Regions from separate parts of the Homo sapiens genome. Here all the other regions are linked to region 3. Evidence: chromatin contacts called from ENCODE Hi-C or POLR2A ChIA-PET data. All regions are on one chromosome and are shown on one strand. The core of a region is the stretch at or near the end of the contact, and the rest is flanking DNA. Distances in the headings are between cores, read along the strand shown. Region 1 has its middle 49 kb from the start of PTP4A2. Region 2 overlaps PTP4A2 (protein tyrosine phosphatase 4A2). Region 3 holds the start of TMEM39B (transmembrane protein 39B).

The links. A loop is a pair of places that touch in the nucleus more often than their neighbours do. ChIA-PET counts read pairs that join two places held with the same protein, here RNA polymerase II (POLR2A). Pooled maps may share reads with other maps.
Region 1: a loop to region 3 is called in a map of naive thymus-derived CD4-positive, alpha-beta T cell, with 5 times the contacts of the local background. The contact joins the enhancer-like site here to the promoter of TMEM39B in region 3. A Hi-C loop is called at or near these places in 1 of 168 maps with a recorded cell type or tissue (naive thymus-derived CD4-positive, alpha-beta T cell) and 8 of 50 pooled maps. POLR2A ChIA-PET finds 5 or more read pairs at or near these places in 7 of 52 experiments (AG04450, CD4-positive, alpha-beta memory T cell, CD8-positive, alpha-beta memory T cell and 4 more).
Region 2: a loop to region 3 is called in a pooled map, with 2.2 times the contacts of the local background. The contact joins the enhancer-like site here to the promoter of TMEM39B in region 3. A Hi-C loop is called at or near these places in 1 of 168 maps with a recorded cell type or tissue (gastrocnemius medialis), 1 of 37 single-sample maps with no recorded cell type and 4 of 50 pooled maps. POLR2A ChIA-PET finds 5 or more read pairs at or near these places in 6 of 52 experiments (GM12878, IMR-90, MCF 10A and 3 more).

The regions. Positions count from the first base shown.
Region 1 is chr1:31,887,852-31,890,629 of GRCh38, forward strand. No RefSeq gene overlaps it. Among named protein-coding and RNA genes, the nearest start is that of PTP4A2, 49 kb to the right of the region's middle. RefSeq lists enhancers at 1,344-1,393, 1,684-1,833. Within about 2 kb of position 1,505, at least 21 of the 41 ENCODE cell types and tissues checked have a DNase peak (open chromatin) inside an H3K27ac peak, as active enhancers do.
Region 2 is chr1:31,909,475-31,912,422 of GRCh38, forward strand. It overlaps PTP4A2 (protein tyrosine phosphatase 4A2), which reads right to left. Exons shown (of 6, transcript NM_080391.4): 4 at 2,222-2,352; 5 at 564-638. Among named protein-coding and RNA genes, the nearest start is that of PTP4A2, 27 kb to the right of the region's middle. Within about 2 kb of position 1,662, at least 2 of the 41 ENCODE cell types and tissues checked have a DNase peak (open chromatin) inside an H3K27ac peak, as active enhancers do.
Region 3 is chr1:32,071,329-32,074,278 of GRCh38, forward strand. TMEM39B (transmembrane protein 39B) reads left to right here and starts at 1,611. Exons shown (of 9, transcript NM_018056.4): 1 at 1,611-1,723. The coding sequence starts at 1,720. RefSeq lists an enhancer at 1,010-1,615.

The DNA of each region.
Region 1 (2,778 bases), core at 255-2,754, 180 kb before region 3:
TCAAACTCCTGACCTCAAGTGATCCACCCACCTCGGCCTCCCAAAGTGTTGGGATTATAGGCGTGAGCCACCGCGCCCAGTCTGGCTGAGTAATATTTCATTGTATAGAGATACCACATTTTCTTTGTCCATCCATGGGTGGTCATTTCCACTTTTGGATTATTGTGAATAATGTTGCTATGAACATTTGTGTACAGTTTTTATTTGAACACTTGTTTTCTTTTTGTTTTTCTTTTTTTTTTTTTTTTTTTTGAGACGGAGTTTTGCTCTTGTTGGCCAGGCTGGAGTGCAATGGTGTGATCTCGGTTCACCGCAACCTCCGCCTCCCGGGTTCAAGCGATTCTCTTGCCTCAGCCTCCTGAGTAGCTGGGATTATAGGCATGTGCCACCACACCCAGCTAATTTTGTATTGTTAGTAGAGATGGAGTTTCTCCATGTTGGTCAGGCTGGTCTCGAACTCCTGACCTCGGTGATCCTCCCGCATCAGCCTCCCAAAATGCTGGGATTACAGGCGTGAGCCATCAATTGAACACTTGTTTTCAATTCTTCTGAGTACATACCTAGAAGTGGAACTGCTGGGTCAGACAGTATTCTATGAATTCTATGTTTAGCTTATTGAGGTCCTGCCAAATTGTTTTCACGGCAGCTGCACCATTTTACATTCCCACCAGCAATGTTCCAATTTCTCCTTCTCCACATCCTCGCCAACACTTGTTACTTTTCTTATTATAACCATCCTAGTGGGTATGAAGTGGTATCTCATTGTAGTTTTATTCGCATTAATCTAGTGATTAATGACATTGAGCATCTTTTCATGTGCTTTTGGCCATTTATATATATTATTTGGAGAAATGTCTACTCAAGTCTTTGCCCATTTTTAAATTGGGTTGTTTGTCTTTTTGTTGTTGAGTTGTGCCTAAGGAAGTAATTTTAAATTTTAAAAAATATAGCCGGCGTGGTGGCTCACGCCTGTATTCCTAGCACTTTGAGAGGCCGAGATGGGTGGATTACCTGAGGTCAGGAGTTCAAGACCAGCCTGGCCAACATGGTGAAATCCCGTCTCTACTAAAAATACAAAAATTTGCCAGGTGTGGTGGCAGGCGCCTGTAATCCCAGCTACTACACAGGAGGCTGAGGCAGGAGAATCGCTTGAACCTGGGAGGCAGAGGTCGCAGTGAGCTGAGATTGCGCCATTACACTCCAGCCTGGGCAACAAAGCAAAACTCCATCTCAAAAAAAAAAAAAAAAGAAGAAGAAGAAGAATATGATCAGGGAACTACAAACAGTTTTCTGGGCTGTGGTATAAGGTTCAGTGCAGACAAGCAGGAAGGAGCTAGAACTAGAAGGATTTTTCATGCTAAACCTTTACCTGAAGGCCCAGGGAGCTTCAGAAGGAGGTGCCATGATCAACCTATGTGTTGGAAAGATCACTCTGACACCCCATGGAGGATGCACTATGGTGGGGCCAGACTAGGGTCTACTCAGGAGGCTGTTGTGAGACAAAAGGAACTAAGACAGTCGCGGTGGGCGGGGACAGGAAGTAAGACATTAACAACTGCCGCACATTAGACTGTGAGCCACACAAGGTCAGAAAGCAGATATGATTCCTGTATCAGAGTTCCTGCCTGTTACGCATTGAACGCTGTCTTAGTCCATTTGGGCTGCTATAACAGGGTGGCTTATAAACAACAGAATTTGTTACTCATAGTTCTGGAGGCTTGGATGTCTAAGATCAAGGCCCTGACAGCCTCAGTGTCTGGTGAGGGCCCACTTCCTGGTTCACAGATAGTGCCTTCTTACTATGTCCTCACATAGTAGAAGGGCCAGGCTAGCTCTCTGGGGTCTCTTTATAAGGGCACTAATCCCAATCATGAGTGTTCTGCCTTCCCAAAGACCCCACCTCCTAATACCATCACCTTAGGAGTTAGGATTTCAACATATGAATTTGAGGGGAACACAAACATTCTGACTATAGCAGAGTATGTCCCTCCAAAAGAGCTATGTTGAAGTCCTAACCCCCAGTACCTCAGAATGTGACCTTATTTGGAAATAGAGTCATTGTAGATGTAATTAGTTAAGAAGAGATCACACTAGAGTAGGGTGGACACTTAATTCACTATAACTGTTGTCCTTATAAGAAGACAGTCATCAAGAGTTTGAGATCAGCCTGGCCAACATGGTGAAACCCCGTCTCTACTAAAAATACAAAAATTAGATGGGTGTGGTGGCACACACCTGTAATCCCAGCTATGTGGGAGGCTGAGGCAAGAGAATCACTTGAACCCAGGAGACAGAAGTTGCAGTGAGCCAAGATCGCACCACTGCACTCCAGCCTGGATGACAGAGTGAGACTCTGTCAAAAAAAAAAAAAACCTTGAAACACAGAGTGGGCAAGCAAATTTCCCAAGGTTTCCAAAGCTAGTTAAATGGCAGAGCCAGGATCTGATGCCTGGCAGGCTGACTTCAGGCTCCAGTGCTCTTACCCAATATACTATGCAGCTGTTCTATTAAATATTTGCCGGAAAGTTCAACAGATGGATAAATGAATGACTGGATCAATCTGGATTTGGTACCAGAGTAAAAAGTGAAGATGGGTGGGGTGTGGTGGCTCATGCCTGCAATCCCAGCACTTTGGGAGGCTAAGGTGGGAGGATTACTTGAGGCCAGGAGTTCAAGACCATCCTGGGCAACATGGCAAGGCCCCATCTCTATAAAAAATAAAACAATTAGCTGGGCGTGATGCCCTGAATCTGTAGTCCCAGCTACTCGGGAGGCTGA
Region 2 (2,948 bases), core at 412-2,911, 160 kb before region 3:
ATCATCCTGGCCAACATGGTGAAACCCCGTCTACTAAAAATACAAAAATTAGCTGGGCGTGGTGGTGCGTGCCTGTAGTCCCAGCTACTTGAGAGGCTGAGGCAGTAGAATCGCTTGAACCCAGGAGGCAGAGGTTGCAGTGAGCCGAGATTGAGCCACTGCACTCCAGCTTGAGCAACAGAGCGAGACTCCATCTCAAAAAAAAAAAAAAGAGTCTCAGGTGATTAACTGCTCCTCTACACATTCTTCTTGCCTCCTCCTAACAGAGAATTATATTTGGAAGGTATTTGGAATCTATTAAAAGGGGCATTTTTGAGATTCCTAGATACTCAAAACAATATACTGGACACAGTCTATAATGTCCAAATTAGAAAACTTTTGAATCTGGAAACCAGCTGTACTGAGTCTCTATCACTTGCTCTAAATTTTTTACATCTTCAAATAATACTTCAAGCCAAAAAAAGCAAATTATCCCATACTATAAATGAATATCCCTTCCATAATTCCTTCCTCATGCATGATCTTGCTTTCTGTGTTTCTGAACACAAAAACTTCATACTCACTGTCTTATAAACTGAACTGCATCTTCGTACTTCATTCCACATTCAATCAAAGCAAGTGCAACCAGCACAGGTGCCCTGCAGAAAGAAACCTGTATGTAAGTATCCATAAGTCTTGGAGTGAAAGGATTTTTAAAAACCTGTAACTGCATATTACCAATGCAACGCATGAGCTTTCTTTTTCCTGTATACTAAAGTAGCTGGTATCTGCCTAATACAGTAAATATATCTCATCATCATTAATTCTATGATTTTTTTTTTTGGCGGGGCAGGGGACAGGGTCTCGCTCTATCACCCAGGCCAGAGTGCAGTGGCACAATCACGGCTCACCGCAGCCTCAACCTCCCAAAGCTCAGGTGATCCTCCTGCCTCAGTTCCTCAAATAGCTCGGACTATAGGTGCCCGCCACCATGCCCAGCTAATTTTTGATTTTTAATAGTTAGTAGAGACGGGGTTTCTCCGTGTTACCCAGTCTGCTCTTGAACTCCTAGGCTCAAGCAATCTGCCTGCCTCCGCCTCCCAAAGTGCTGGGATTACAGGCGTGAACCATAGCGCCCAGCCTGATTATCTACTTTTAGTAAAGCACTAAATTCTAAACCTTAAGAAATCTTTACTCTTTAAAACATCACATTATATATTAAATTCTCTCATCACTAGATATGATCAAAAATCCTTCATTGGCCTTTAGCCATTATCACAGTAAAATAAATGACCAAACATATTACTTATCTCCAATGTGTCAGAATTTTCATTACCAATTGATTTTAATATTTCCTTATCAAATGCTAAAAAGGTGCTAGACGTTTTCAAGAAAATCCTTTTGATGAGCTAGGAAAATGCCCAAGAATTGATGACTAGAAGAAGTTCTATCTTTTTAAAAAAATTTAACAAAGGAAATGATGTTTTTATAAAGCCCATTACAGGGCACCAATTTTGGGCTACCTAAAACTAGGATAGCTACTAGTTATAAAACTGCCAACTCACGTTACAACATTATCTTCAACCTTCAGGATAAGGACTAAAACTTCTAACCTTATGAACAAACAGTACCACACTACAAAAAAGGAAATAGCAAACAAAAGGGCAGAGCAGAACTAACAGCTTGAGTAATCACCACCTTGAGGCAATGGCAGCCTACACTAATGTTTTGAGTCAAAGTGTGCATCCTAAATTGGCATTTAATCTGCTGCTGATGACAGCGTTGCAACACCATTCTAAGCAATGCTCAGGGGAAAAGGTTTTAAGATCAAAGTCAATTCTTGTCCATACATCTTCTTTCAAGAGTTTAAAGTTCAGATATCTGCTATCTATTAACTTCCCATTCATCTCAGTCCAAAATTAACCATGTATAGATTCATCAAACTCTAAAATTATTTTAATTTTGTTGCCAATTTCAGTGACCTGAACTTTTGATTACTTGAAATAGGGAGAAAAATAAAACACCCACAATCCAGGCTGGCATCAGAATCAGACAACCAGATGAAATGAACAGGCTCTTTTGAGAAATCATTACACTAGTTTTTCCTCTCATTTCCTTTCCTTTCAGGTAATTTAATGTTATTTAGTATAATATATGCAAATGTCTACCAAAGTGAAACTTTCAACTAACTTAGGCATGGTAATGAATTCAGACAAAAAGGGTAATAAAGGTAAGAGTTTACCTTCCCAATCCTGCAACACAATGCACTGCAACACAGCAACCTGGCTCTTCACGAAATTTGGTTTTTAACAGGTTTAACCAATCATCTACTATCTGATTAGGGGGTGGAGCTCCATCATCAAATGGCCAATCCTGAAAAGAAATGACCTTTTACATTAAATTGATATTTTCTCCATGATTAACATCCTAATACAGAATACCTGCACACAGTACACACGGCAGGCCTAACTGAACTAACTGCACTATATATACCTATTGTTAACACAATTCTGATCATTGCTGTAAAATGATCCAGGATTGAAATTAAAGTTTGCCAAATAAATTACCCTTCTCAATGCAGTGTCGCACACATCTGAATTTACAAAAACTTACAGAAATCTCTATCAGAGTCATAAGAGCTAGTGTTCTCCCAAAAATGATATCTGAATAGAGTAGTAATTAGACATAATAGACAAAACTGTAATTAAAGCCAAGACAAAGTAACAGAGGACACAGCACATGTCAACATGATTTAAAAGTCCACTCTGGCAAAGCATACCAACTGGTGTCTCATTGGTCTCTACAGATAATTGAAGATTATAATTCAAGATAACTAAGTTATGACATCTTTAGAGAAAGGTTATCTGATAAGAAATCTCCAATAGTTAGTAAATCATAACAGAAACAAACTACCATCTTTGTGCTTATTAAAAGGCAAGCAGTGAGTATTTTTAAAGTGCTTACTAAAT
Region 3 (2,950 bases), core at 361-2,860:
AACAAACAAACAAAAAAACAAAAATTAGACCAGGCGTGGTGGTGCACACCTGTAATCCCAGCATTTTGGGAGGTCGAGGTGGGTGGATGATTTGAGGTCAGGAGTTTGAGACCAGCCTGGCCAACATGGTGAAACCCCGCCTCTCCTAAAAATGGAAAAATTAGCCGGGCATGCTGGCGGGTGCCTGTAATCCCAGCTACTTGGGAGGCTGAGACAGGAGAATCGCTTGAACCCGGGAAGCGGAGGTTGCAGTGAGCCGAGATCGTACCACTGCACTCCAGCCTGGGCAACAGAAAGGGAGACTCCAGTCTCAAAAAAACAAAACAAAACAAAAACAAAAATTAGCCGGGCATGGTGGTGCACGCCTGTAATTTCAGCTTGTTGGGAGGCTGAGGCAGGAGAATCGCTTGCACCCAGCAGGTGGAGGTTGCAGTGAGCCGAGATCGAGCCACTGCTCTCCAGCCTGGGCAACAGAGACTCCATCCCCTCAAAAAACAAAATAATAAAATAAATACACCCTCCTGCCTGAGGGACCTTGCACTAACTATTCCCTCTGCCTGAAATGCCCCCTTTCTCCAGAAATCTGCACCACTGACTCACTCATTTCCTTCATGTGTTTACTCAAGTCAACTCTGAAGCCTGCTCTGCCTGCCCTATTTAAAACTGCAACCCCATCCCCCTTTCCTGTTTTTCCTTCACACCATTCCCATCTAACATACTACAGAATTTACCAATTTTGTTCATGTCTATCTCCTCCCACTTGACTGTAAGCTCTATGACTATTAATGAAATATCTACTAATTCATTCAATTAATTGAATACTGCTATTAAGTGCCAAGCACTGTGCTAAGCAATGGAGCTACAAGATGACTAAAACTGCTTGTAGGTCTTGTGAGGGAAGAATCCTAATGACAATAAATGTAGCTCATTTAGTCAATGCTTCTCCAAACATCGTGATGGCTAATACTAAAACAGACTCAGTTCTGCATGCTCTATTTCATTTAACCCTCACCGAAACCTACACGGTGACCATCAGCAGCCTCATCGTAAAGCATAAAAAAACAAGATTGCAAGGCTGGGAAATGGCAGTCAGGATCTGAACCACGGTGTTGACAATGAGAACGGTGAGTAACGTCAAATGTGAGAAATATTTAGGACTTAGGCTCACAAAGACTAAGGCAAAGATCGGATGTGGGGGCCGAGGGAGGGAGGAAATGACTCCTGGATTTTGACTGGGGTGGACTAAAGCGCAGTGAGGCCTAAGAGAAGGATGAAGCGCAACGTGGGGCTGGGCTGGAGGTGCCTGCGGACCGGTCAGGGATATGGTCCACCCCTAGGGGAGCGGAGAGGCGGCTCCGCACCCTCCTCCGGTCGCCGCCGCCCCGGTCCAGGAGATGCTGAGAGAAGACACGCACGGGAAGAGCAGGAGGTGGGTTCCGTTCCCCTCCCTCTTGAGTCTCTTCACCAGCAGCTGCAGGAAGGGCGTGGGGGACCGAGAGACAAAGAGCGCGCAGGCACCGCCTCCGTCCGGGCGGCCCCTTTAAGAAGCGCGCGCCAGCTTCCAGCCCGCCTTGTATGCAAATGTAGCGGCGCGGCGGGAGCGCGCGGCTGATACCCGGGACTGGGCTGCGGCGGTTAGTCCTCTCCCGGCCGCCGTCGCCTCCGACATATTGCCCGCAGGAGCTGCGGCGGCGAAGCGGAGAGCACCGGGGGGAGGAGATGGGTGAGCAGAGCGGCTCAGGCTCGGCCTGGCAACGAGCGGGCGCACGGGTTAGGATGGCCAGGCTGCTAATTGCTGCTCCACGCGGACAGGAGCCCGGTGACGGGAGGGGGAGGGGATGCGAGCGCAGACGGGATCCCGCCCCCTCCTGTCGTTTTGCGGGGTGGGGCCTCTGTTGTGGGGGCGGGACATTGGACGGTGGGCGGGGCTTCTAAGACGAAGCCCTGTGGGGGCTTGGGCTTTCGTGAGGACCAGCTCGTCGGGGCTAGAAAGGGGGGCGGGACTTACCAGTGGGCGTGGCTTCAGCGCTAAGGGTGGAGATTCTGGGCAGGGGGCGCTAGTGCAGTCGGCGTTTCTGGGTTGGAGGGGTTACACTGGGGGCGGTGGAGCGGGGAGACTTCCGACTGAGGGAGCCCATTCTGGAGTGGGGCTTCTGGGCTGAGAGGGCTTTTATTGGCTTGTGGGCGGGGTTTCTGGGCTGACAGTTGTGTGTAGGCGGAGCTTCTGGGCTGAGGGGCTTTATGTGGGTGCAGAGCTTCTAAAGAGAGGAGAGTGGGTGTGGGCAGAGCTTCTGGACTGGACTAAGGGTGTTTGTGTGGGATTTTCTAAGCCAAGTATAACAGCGTATGAACAGAGCTTCTGGTCTGGGGGTTTATGGAGGGCAGAGCTCTTCGCCAGGTACTTTTTAGAGACTTGTGGAGGTTTATAATTTTGGGCATACATCCAAGCCCAAAATTGGCTCCGAAGTGTGGGAAACGCTTCCGAGCTGAGATGCTACGGCGTGGGGTGTATGTGAATGGAGGCTGCTGTGTTACTGTGAAGAGGTATGAACAGGTTATAACTTTTTAAAAATATGTATATGTATGTATATATATTTTTTAATAGAGACCGGGTTTCGCCATGTTGCCCAGGCTGGTCTCCAACTCCTGGTCTCAAGCGATCCTCCCGCCTCGGCCTCACAAATTGCTGAGATTACAGTCGTGAGCCACCACACCCAGTCAGGTTGTGACTTTTTTAGGTGCTTAGGAGCTTTGTGCAGAACTTTTGTGCGAAGTGGTGCGTGGGAGCTTGGGCTAGACTGCTCAGCCTAGTAGGTCCAATTTTTCAGTCCACAGCCACAGGATTCTCCCAGCCATATCCTTGACCCTTTATTTAGGCCCTGGGTCCTGCCCATGAGATCCCAGAATGCCCTTTGAGCTGAATCATGGGGCCCTGGATGAAAAAGCTGTC